3 separate regions of the Homo sapiens genome follow, and regions 1 and 2 are each linked to region 3. Evidence: chromatin contacts called from ENCODE Hi-C or POLR2A ChIA-PET data. All regions are on one chromosome and are shown on one strand. Each heading gives the region's core, a stretch centred on a gene start or an enhancer-like site at or near the end of the contact. The rest is flanking DNA. Distances are from core to core; before and after follow the strand shown.

Region 1 (3,556 bases), core at 459-2,958, 310 kb after region 3:
ATATGGTGGGGTTATTATTAAGACATTAAATGAGAGTGGACAGGTAGGCAAAGGAGGTGGGTTGCAGGGGAGTTGAGGGTTGCCTGTGTACTTTTCTAGACTGTTCCACTTCACATCAGTGAAATATTCCCAATTGATACTATCATGAAACAAAGCAAATGAAATGCTGAGCACGGAGCTTCGTCTTGATGAAATGCTGAAAGAAAAGAAAGGAAAAATAAAGTAGCCATTATTTTTGCCCTTCCTCCCACCCCCATGTTTACTACTCTTATTTCTCTTTTGTATTGTTGTGTTGGAAGCACAGCATCAGAAAAACTCCCAGTTTTGAGAGATAACTCAGTGTTTAGTTCACTTAAACCTGAGAAAGGAGAAGAGGATGCCACCGTGAGGTCCAGGACGTAAAGAGGAAAAAAACAGACAAAAAAATCCATATGAAATGAAAATGTGAAAGAGGCGCTTTCGAGCAGATGAGTGTTGTAGATTACAGTGTTGAGAGCTGTTTGTGTCCAGAGCTGCTTGCTGCACCTGGCGGGATAAACACTGGTCTAACAGAGGATCCTTGTTTCAAGGAGGCTGCCTTTTATTTGGGGGGACAAAATTGTTCTTGAAAGCTGCTCAGTGGTTCAAGCTACAGCATGGTGGACTAGCAGAATGGACTCCAGGGCCTCCGAGGAGACAGTGACTGCTGCCAGAAATAGTCAAGGATAGAAAGGAAGGACTTCACTGAGGCCTGGGAGAAGATTATGGAATGGGACTGACAGCAGTGACGGGGAGTAAAAGGGGGTGTCTGGGGGAATTGTGCCCCATGGTGAGAGCTAGAGGGTTCACAAAGACTTAACCCGACGCATCTCTCTCACCCTGGAGATTGGGCCCGTTCAATCTAACTGGATGGCTATAATTTAAAAGGTTTAGGTATTATGACAAACATGGATATATTAGGTGATAGCAATGCAAAATGCATATGGCTTCTTGATATAAAACACAAGACTTGAAAGCAGCATCTTTGGCTGGGTACTACAGCCACCCTCCTCTGTCACTAAGGGAGGCTTTGGTGGAAAGGGCTGAGAGCCTCTAGACTGTGAACAAAAGTAGGCACAGAAGAACAGTTGGAGATAATAAGTAAACCATCTTGACAGGAATGAAGAATTTCCTGAAAGGAAGGTCCCTGAGTTAGGTTGTTGGATGCTTTCAGTAGTGAGTTATTGAAAGTGTTTGGGGGGTGTGTGTGTGTGTGTGTATGTGCAGTATGTGTGTGTGTGAGAGAGAGAGACACACACAGAGAGAGGGGAAGATAACTTGTGCAAAGCAGGGTTTTAATAGAAATAATTTGGCAGTTTCCTAGAGGATAGTTTGATGATAAAAACCAGCCAGGCTAGAAACAGGAAACCAGCTGGAGACAATTGGTAGGGGACAATTTCAACGGTCTAAATGCAAGATGGCACCCAGACAAAGATGGCAGCTGACAGAATGGAAAAATAAAATGGAAGGTGTAACATTATGAATGACAGCAAACAGGAAGCAGGATTGGTTGGTAGGGATCAGGAAAAGGAGAGAGAATAAGAGAGAATGCTTGGTTTTGAGCCTGGGTGCTGAGGAGACTCAGTACAGATAAATCCCAATTGCACTCCCACCATATACCAGGCATATGGATAGGTCCTGGGCATCAGTGGTGATGACAGAGACAATGTCGCTATCTTTGCAGAACTTTCATTGTGCTGGAGGACAGGAAGCAGTCAGAGAGGCAGCAGAAACACCACAGCAAAGTAGGTCACAGAAACCCAAGAGTGAACAGTTTCGATTTATAGTTCTAAATAAATCATCATGGAAAATGAAAGTTAAAGGACATTGGAAAGCTGTTTATAATAAGAAAGAAGAATACCTAAACTCATAATAATAACCGTGACCATGCATTTGTTACTTTCTTACCGTAAGCCGGAAGTGCACTGTGTGCTTTGCACGCTGTATTAGTCAGGGTTCTTTGGTGAAACAGCACTGATAGAATTGATTGATTGCTTGATTAATTGGTTATGAGAATTGGCTCACACAATTACGGAGGCTGAGAAGGCTCAAGATCTGCTGCCTGCAACCTGGAGAACCAAGAAAGCGGTGGTGTAGATCAGTGTAAGTCTGAAGGCCTGAGAACCTGTGTGGGAGGGGACATCGGCATGGTATAAGTACTAGACAGGGTCTGGAGGCCCAAGAGCCAGTAGTGCTGATGTCCAAAGGCAGAAGAAGATGGACGTCCCAGCTCAAACAGAGAAGGAGAGAACTTACCCTTCTTCTTCCTTTTTTTTCCTCAACGAATTGGAGGATGCCTGCCCACATTGGTGAGGGCAGAGCTTCTATATTCAGTCTACTGATTAAAATGCTGAATCTTCTGAAAACACCCTCACAAGCACATTAAGAAGCAATATTTAACCATCTGTTTGGCTATCCCTTAGCCTTGTCAGGTTGACACATAAAATCAACCATCACATATGCCTTATCTCATTTAATTCTCTAATAACCCAATTAAGTAGGTAATATTAACTTCCTTGTTTTACTGGTGAAGACATTTGCCCAAGGTCAAAGAGCTAGGAAGTAGCATATCTGGGATCCAAATTCAGTCTATCTTATCTTAAAGCTGTTGTGAACTGACTTTAGCAAATAGGTCCATGCACAACTCTTGCATTCTTTTGGGTATATGATGGCACTGAGATGTTTAAGATGAATGAGAGTTAGATATGTCTTTAGATCTTGTTATCAAAAAAGCAATTCTCAGAAGAAATTCTGCCAAATACAGACTGTTCTTGAAACAAACATTCCTTTAAAAAGCAGGCCCAGGAGAGTTCATGAAACTGTGAGCTTGATGGATTCACCTCCTGATGAAATTCCCTAGAGGGAGAAGCAACAATATTCCAGAGGTAGGACTCTGATACCCTGAAGTCAGCATTAGGCAACCAGAAATCCTCCTAACCAGTAGCTGGTGGCAGAACTGTCTATGGATGGATCCACAGTGCAGATCCTATGGGCATGGCCACAGGCCTCACTAGATTCCTACTGCCTATTCAGCACAGGTGCGGAGCACTCTGACAATATTTCTGACAATATTTTACACAGTCACCAGACTTGAATACCTTGAATTTTACCATTGAGAGCCTTTTTTTTTTTTTTTTTTTTTTTTGAGACAGAGTTTTGCTCTTGTTGCCCAGGCTGGAGTGCAATGGTGCCATCTAGGCTCACTGCAATCTCCACCACCTGGGTTCAAGCGATTCTCCTGTCTCAGCTTCCAGAGTAGCCGGGATTACAGGCATGCACCACCACGCCAGGCTAATTTTGTATTTTTAGTAGAGACGGGGTTTCTCCATGTTGGTCAGGCTGGTCTCGAACTCCCGACCACAGGTGACCTGCCCGCCTCAGCCTCCCAAAATGCTGGAATTATAGGCGTGAGCCACCGCGCCCGGTCGAAAGCCTATTTCTGGTATTCATACTGACTAGCAAATCTCTTATATCAATCAAAATCCATTTGTGATGCTCACTATGCTAATTTTCAAAGCCTAAGGTGATGACTGAGATC
Region 2 (3,585 bases), core at 637-3,136, 290 kb after region 3:
TGTCCTGATCTGGACTGCAGACTTCTCAGGAGGACACCTATGATTTAATTTAGTATAGTTGAAGAGTTAACAGACATGGCTTTGGAGACAGACTGATTATGGTGTGAATCCCGGCTTTGCCACTCCCTAGCTGGATGACCCTGAGCAAGTTATTCAGCTTCTCCAAGCCTGAGTTCCTTATTGGAAACATGAGAGCAATTGTGATAGGCAGAATAATGGCCCCCTCACCAATCATGCCCACATCCTAATCCTAGGAACCTGTGAATATGTTATGTTACATGGCAAGGGGAAATTCAGGCAGCTAGCCAGTTGGCCTTAAAATAAAGAGATTATCCTGGATGATCTGGGTAGGACCTGATGTAACCACAAGGGTCTTTTTAATGTGGAAGAAGGAGGCATAAGAGTAGATGTCAGAGTCATTCAAAATAAGAAAGATTTGATGGGCCATCCCTGACTTTCAGGTTGGAAGGAGGTTCTGAGTCAAGGAATACAGGTGACCTCTAGAAGCTGGAGAAGGCAAGGAAATGGTTTCTCCCCTAGAAGTTCCAGAAGGATTGCAGCCCTGCTAATATCTTGACTTTATAGCCCTTTGAGATTTATTTTGGATTTCTGACATCCTGAACCATAGTAAAAGGGTGTTTTTTGTTTTTTTGAGACAGAGTCTTGCTCTGTTGCCTGGGCTGGAGTGCAGTGGTGTGATCTTGGCTCGCTGCAACCTCCGCCTCCCAGGTTCAAGTGATTCTCCTGCCTCAGCCTCCTGAGTAGCTGGGATTACAGGTGCTTGCCACCACACCTGGCTATTTTTTGTGTTTTTAGTAGAGACAGGGTTTCACCATGTTGGCCAGGCTGGTCTTGAACTCCTGACCTTGTGATCTGCCTGCCTCAGCCTCCCAAATTGCTGGGATTACAAGGCGTGTTGTTTTAAGCCACTCAGTTTGTGGCCACTTGTTACAGCAGCAAGAGGAAACTCATACAGTTATCATGTGAACTCACAGGAATATGGTGAGTTAAAAAGAGAGGAAGGGTGCAAAACATCCACGGTAGAGTGAGAACTCTCCAGGGAGTGAGGACTGTGCCCAGCATACAGTGATCACCCTCTTAGTAAGCTAAGTTTCTGAGCACCAGCTTTTTTGAGTTGACTTTGTTGTCTTTAACATTTGAAGATCACCCTTCTTTGCTCAGCCTGGCTTGCAGACCTGGGCTGATTTGTGGATCTGATAGAAAAGTTTCCTTAGTTGGGCTCTTCTCCCCGACCACCCCCATGCCAGTGTGGCCACATCCTCTGTCTGCATTGCTCACTCTTCAATTCCAAGAAGCGCAGGGGCACCGCCAGGAACAGGAACCCTGCCAGAGGAATACATCAAGAAACCAAGTCTCCCTTACGCATCACCGTAGGAACAGAGTTAATGGATTATGAACATGTGTTTGCTTTATACCATTGTTTGTTTCCCAGGTGGCAGCTGGCTGCCCCATCTTATTGGGTAGATGTAAGTGGAATTACGAATGGGATTTATGTTTCATGCACGATGGTGATTATTAACTTCAACTTTCAGGTAATTTTCAGACCACATTGCACTAACTTGGTCTCTGATTGTTTTTCTCCTTGTTTGTTTATTCTGCAGCCAGAACTGTGTAGATGCGTACCCCACTTTCCTCGCTGTGCTCTGGTCTGCGGGGCTACTTTGCAGCCAAGGTAACTCAGACTTCCCTTTGTTCATTCTCCTTCTATAAAGTGCATCTCAAGGAGGTTCAAAGGGCAGGCTTTTTGTTGAAAGGACTTTGCCTGACCTCTGGCTCCCATCTGTGAAGCCCTGGAGAGGTGAGAGCCCTCGGGAGGCCGTGTTTCAGGCATGCTCTGCACCCGTGCAGAGCGCGTGTGATAATGCATTGCTAATGCTTGCTCCCTGGTGGCTGGCTGAGAGCTGCTGTGCTGACAAGGGTGGTTTAAGGCTAAATGTGACTCAGAATCCTTAAGCAGTGTTAGTTCAGATACAAGGGCATTATAAATGAGAGTGCCTGAGGGATCTATTTTGGGACCGCTGTCACTTGGCTCTTCTGCTAATAAGCTTCCAGTGTGGTGGCCCTCCTTCAGGCATGTTTCCACTGAGCCACGGGCTGGATGCCACATCCCCGGCCTTCCCACAGTTATCAGCAGCCCACAGGCTTGACTTGAGCAAGTTGGAAAGACAAATCAACTTCCAGAGTTGATTTAACATTGAGTGGAAATCAGTCATACTTTTGGTCCCCTTTCGGGGCCACGCCTGGCACTGTGCCTGGTGGCAGATCGGCATGAACTGGCCAGCTTCTGTGGCCCTGGAGGGCACAGGCAGAAAGGCCACACTCAGTCCCATGATGAACTGTTTAAGACTTATTGTTGTCTCCCCGCTCTGTAAAGTAGATAGAGTGGATTTTATGTCCCTTATTACCTTTCAGGATACTTTGACTCAGGGAGATAAAGTAACTTGGGTACAGCTACTCAGCTGGTGAAGAACACAGGCAGAATGAGTGCCTGGGTCTTTTGACTTAAAATTCTGGATTTTTCACAAAGATCCTCTTACTTTATTCATTTACATAATAAATATATATTGAAGAGCTACTCTGTGCCAAGCCCTGTGCCTAGATATACAGTGATAAATAAAGAGTAGCTTCTAGAGGTCACCTGGCGGTGAGGCACAGGCCAGCTGGCAAGATGGACCACAGAAGTCAGTGAATGAAGACAATGACAAGGGTGGGAAGCGCCATATGGGAAGAGAACCAAGTTCAGTGATAGAGAGCAGAGGTGAGGCGGCAGCAGAAACCACTTAAGGGACACCACGTGGCACTCCTTCTGTGCTGAGAAGGCTGTCAGTAAGCTCACCATTTATTTCCTATTTTCTCTCCTGAGTTAAATAGGAAACATGTCTCGCATTACTTGAAAAATCAAGTCAAACTATGCTCTTACTAGGAGTTATGGTTCTTTTTATGTCTTAGATGATGCTTGATCTAGATGAATGCGGACTTGCTGTAGCTAGATAAATACAATGGGAGTTTGAAGGTGTTTCGTAGCCCTGGAAATAGGTATTTCCTGTCAAAACAAGCTTTGTCATTGCCAGCAGACAAAAGCATCAGTAACCTTGGTTGATAATCGTCATTTCTTAGGAATAAAGTAGACTGTAGAATTTTTTTTAGCAGAAAGGAAACCCAAAGATAATTCTAGTGCAAATCCCTCACTTTATAGAGCAGAAGCTCAAGTCCCAGAGGAACAAGTGGCTTGAACGAACATCAGAATTTTAGGGGCTGGATTTGTACCCTCCTGGTGCCAGCAGCCCACTTCCCTGCAGGAGGCACTCACCTTCCTTGCACAGGGGTATGAGTGTGGCCATTTTCCACCCATAATCTCTGTTAGCTCATGTTCAATTGGGTTCCCATTGAAAGAAAAATGGACCAGTAAGTTGGAGCAGAATCATTCAGATGGTATAACATAAGGAAAAACTTTGCCCAAGGCAAATCGTGATTGTGACAGCTTTGTGATTTTTAGAGAATAGCATGGGCCAGGCACAGTGGCTCATGCCTGTAATCCCAGCACTTTGGGAGGCCGAGGCAGGC
Region 3 (3,509 bases), core at 684-3,183:
TTAAACGATTTTAAAATCTAGAACACCATTTTAAACCAACCAAACCAAAGGTCAGAAAACATGCTGCCAATTCGTGGCTTTGCACTAGATAGGGAATAAACAAGGGCCTAAGCGAGTCGACTCTTCCTAATTATGGGACCTTAAAAAAAAAAAATCACCGTGCACCGAAAGTTTCAAAAAACACCCTCTTTGCATAAAACTTTGCTCCAAAGAGGGAGCAGCAGCCAGCTCCGGTGCTCGGAACCCGGTTGGGGGGTGGCGGTGCCACCGCGAGGCAGCCTCGTTTCCTATCGGTTTGGCCCTGAGATGTATTTCTGTTCTGACTAAACACGTCCGGTCTGAAGTTTCTCCGAGTAAACAAGGATGAGGGACAAAAGCCACTCCTGCTCGTGGCTCGGTGGCCCCCTCCCCCAACTCGGGAAGTATTTTTTGGAGCCGTGAAAGTTGGGGTGACTCCTGCGCGGGGCGAGCCCCCCGCCCCTAGAACTTCGCCGGTGGCCGCGCGGCCGAGGAGAGAGGACGCGGCCCGGCTCCCAGGCCCGAGGCCGCCACGTGCGCCCGGCAGGCCCTGCAGGCCCGCGCCGCCGCCGCCCCCATTTTGTCAGGCTCGGCGCAGGGAGAAGCCCCGCTCGAAATGGGGGCTGGCTCCGCCCGCGGCCGCCGGGGCCGGCGCGCACGGAATGGCCGCTGCGCGTCTTCTCCGCCTGCGCCGCCGCCGCCGCGAGGGCGAGCGCGAGCGAGAATATGGCTCCTTCCCTTTGTGTGTGTGTGTGTGTGTGTGTGTGTATGAGAGAGTGTGTGAGTGCGAGGGTGCGGGCGCGGCGGCGGCGGCGGGCGGGGTGCGAGCCGCGCTCTGGCGCACACACTCGGCCATTACGGCCGGGGGAGGGGCGGGGGGCGCGCGGCCGGGCCCTCCCCTCCGCGCCGCTCCCCTCCCCCCGCCGCGGTGGGGGCCGCCCGAGGGCCCACCCGCCCGCCACTCCCCGTCTCCCTCCGCGCGGGCCGCGCGCCCCGCCGCCCCCGCACGGAGAACGCGGGGCTGTGAAAAGAGAGAGGAAAAAAAAAGTTGCCTCGGAACTGCTGCGCCCAGCTCCCCCGCCCGCCCGCCTTGTTTTCTCTCCAGCCAGCAGCGCCGGGCCCGAGTCAGCCATGTTCCAGCGAGCGCAGCGGCGCCGCTCCCCCCGCCGCCCGGCCGCCGCCGCCGCCGCGACCGGGCCGAGGCCGGCCGGGCCCGCACTGCCGCCCCCAGGCCCCCGCGCCGCCCTCGCCCGCCGCGGCGCCCCGCCCGCCCCGCCGCCCGCCCGGCTGGCCGCGCTCCCCGCCAGCGCCCGGCTCGCTGCGGCGGCGGCCAATGCAGCCCGGGGAAGCGCCGCCGCTGCCCTCCCGCCGCCGCCGCCGAGCCGCGCCGGCCCCGCCGCCCCGGCCGCGCTCCGCGCACGCCGCCCGCCCGAACGCCCGGCCCGAGGGCCCAAAACACGTTCAAAATTTTTTTAATTAAAAAAAAAATTTTTTTTTTTGCGCCAGTCAGCGCGGACGCCGCCGGGGGTGGAAACTCGCGGGGCGCGGGGCTCCCGGCGCCTCAGGCTGCCTGAGGGCCGGGGCACCGGCGCGGGGCAGCGTTCCCGGCGCCCGGGCAGAGGCTCGCTCCGTGCGCAGTTCCCCCCACGGTCCCCCCTCATTTGCCTTTGTGTGGATCCTGACCCGCCGGCTCCCGGCCGCGGGGATCCGGCCGCCGCGCGGGCTGGGGAGCTGCCGGAGGCGCTCTCCCCGCCGCGGCGCTGCCCCAGACTCACCCTCAGCGAGGCACAGAGTCGCCCAGTGCCCGTCCGGCTCTCACTTGCCCCGGTGCTGTCTCTATGGAGCTCAATGTACTGCAATGGCTGTGAGAGCGGGAGCCAGACGCAGCCTCCTCACTCTCTCCGCTCTGTAACATTACTCTCCAGCCAGCGCGGCTCCTATTGGCTACCGCCAACTCACGGGGCTCGCTCATTGGCCCGATACCTCCCATTGTCCTGACCAGAGCCCGTTTGCTATTGGCTGTCTCCGGGGACACGTCATCAAGGATTGAAACAGCGCGCAAATCTGAATGTGTGTGTATGCCGGGCAAAGAGGCTGAGGCGGGAGAGGCAGAGGCAGAGGCAGCAGCTGCTACGGGAAAGCAGAGCTCTATGGTGTATGTGTGCATGTGTCTAACCCAAGCCAGCCCCACACCGGAGCGGCCGCCGGAGCGAAAAGGGCCTGACTTTTCCACAAGTGTCTCCAACTCCTCAGGCAAAAGAGACACCCACAGGTCTCCCCCCCCCTTCTTGCCCCACATTCACGCCCAAAGCCGTTGAGATAAGAGGCCCCAGGCTTTTAATGGCCCTTCAAAAGTGAGGGCGACACTATGGGATCATGTCCCCTGAAAACTGGGGTCTCTGCTGGTGCTGAGGGGCGGAAGCCGCCGAGCCTCGAGCCCCTCAAAGGTCTCTGATTGCGTTACACTTTAGGTCTCTGGAAAGGCAGGGCTTCTATAAGAAAGTGACATGATCCAGCCAGCCGGGTTTAAAATACCCCTTTTCTGGGCTCATAAGCCGTCACGTCAGGCTCGCTGAGCAGCTGAAATCTTGAGTCAGTGAGCAGGCATTCAGTTTCACCCTTTTTCTTGGTTTGATCGAGTTTCACAGCATGTCTAGAACTTTTTATTTAAATACAAAGCACTGTCTTAACTTCCTGGAAATCAAATAATTATTCCATGTAATTAAAGAACAGCCACTTGGTTTGATATGGGGTACTCTAGCAGGAAATGTTTGTGAGGCCCTGGTAGAATTAGCAAATTCATTAGAGACCACATTCTAAACTGTTTGGCTATTTTATTTGACTTGGTGTGGATTACTGTTACAATCAAACGAATCCTTGTGATGCTATCTTTCCCTCCCATCACACCACTTAGTGCATCCATGTAACTGCTCTAGGATTACAGGAGTTGTAGGTATATGGTTACCCGAAGGATTAGATGCAGGCAGAGAGTGCATGTGCCCAAATCCACAGGCTGTGGTTTCTCTAACTCACCAAGCTGGCTGGTATTAATAGACATACTTACGTCTGTAGAGAAAATGTGCTGGCTGTAGTGGCCAGTTCTGAAGACTCTACAGTTATATCAGTCCTTTATGAAACTACTATCTATTCCTTTTAGCCTGAGCAGACCACGCCCCTATTCAGTTATAACAGACTTCCCTTTTTTTTCACTCTCTAATGGTATTTTGTACACTTCTAAATCCAACAACCAATTCCTCCAAATGTAACAGATCAAATTTGGAATAAATCACCTACATCGTGTTAATTTGATTTTTTATATCGCTTATAAGCATCCATAACCTAATTTATTTCCTCAAATGTATTAAACTACTTGAGAGTAAGCTTAGATAATCTTTCCTGTTTTAATGTTGATTTCTTTTTAAAAGAAAATACACTATCGGACTCAGGGATTATAGTCTTGGTGAATGGACAATATATCACACATGCACATG

Evidence for each region. Hi-C counts contacts between places; a loop is a spot of excess contacts on that map. ChIA-PET counts read pairs that join two places held with the same protein, here RNA polymerase II (POLR2A). Pooled maps may share reads with other maps.
Region 1: a loop to region 3 is called in a pooled map, with 5 times the contacts of the local background. The contact joins the enhancer-like site here to the promoter of HMGB1 in region 3. A Hi-C loop is called at or near these places in 6 of 50 pooled maps. POLR2A ChIA-PET finds 5 or more read pairs at or near these places in 2 of 52 experiments (HEK293 and activated CD8-positive, alpha-beta memory T cell).
Region 2: a loop to region 3 is called in a pooled map, with 22 times the contacts of the local background. The contact joins the enhancer-like site here to the promoter of HMGB1 in region 3. A Hi-C loop is called at or near these places in 5 of 168 maps with a recorded cell type or tissue (B cell, CD4-positive, alpha-beta memory T cell, CD8-positive, alpha-beta T cell and 2 more), 17 of 37 single-sample maps with no recorded cell type and 18 of 50 pooled maps. POLR2A ChIA-PET finds 5 or more read pairs at or near these places in 6 of 52 experiments (CD8-positive, alpha-beta memory T cell, WTC11, activated CD4-positive, alpha-beta T cell and 3 more).

What each region holds. Positions count from the first base shown.
Region 1 is chr13:30,772,608-30,776,163 of GRCh38, forward strand. No RefSeq gene overlaps it. Among named protein-coding and RNA genes, the nearest start is that of LINC00398, 29 kb to the right of the region's middle. Within about 2 kb of position 1,709, at least 2 of the 41 ENCODE cell types and tissues checked have a DNase peak (open chromatin) inside an H3K27ac peak, as active enhancers do.
Region 2 is chr13:30,750,430-30,754,014 of GRCh38, forward strand. It overlaps ALOX5AP (arachidonate 5-lipoxygenase activating protein), which reads left to right. Exons shown (of 5, transcript NM_001629.4): 3 at 1,623-1,693. All of the region lies in intron 1 of LOC124903146 (a long non-coding RNA gene), which reads right to left. Among named protein-coding and RNA genes, the nearest start is that of ALOX5AP, 17 kb to the left of the region's middle. Within about 2 kb of position 1,887, at least 4 of the 41 ENCODE cell types and tissues checked have a DNase peak (open chromatin) inside an H3K27ac peak, as active enhancers do.
Region 3 is chr13:30,464,003-30,467,511 of GRCh38, forward strand. It overlaps HMGB1 (high mobility group box 1), which reads right to left and starts at 1,934. Exons shown (of 5, transcript NM_002128.7): 1 at 1,794-1,934. RefSeq lists silencers at 358-997, 1,597-1,906 and enhancers at 1,342-2,117, 2,118-2,893.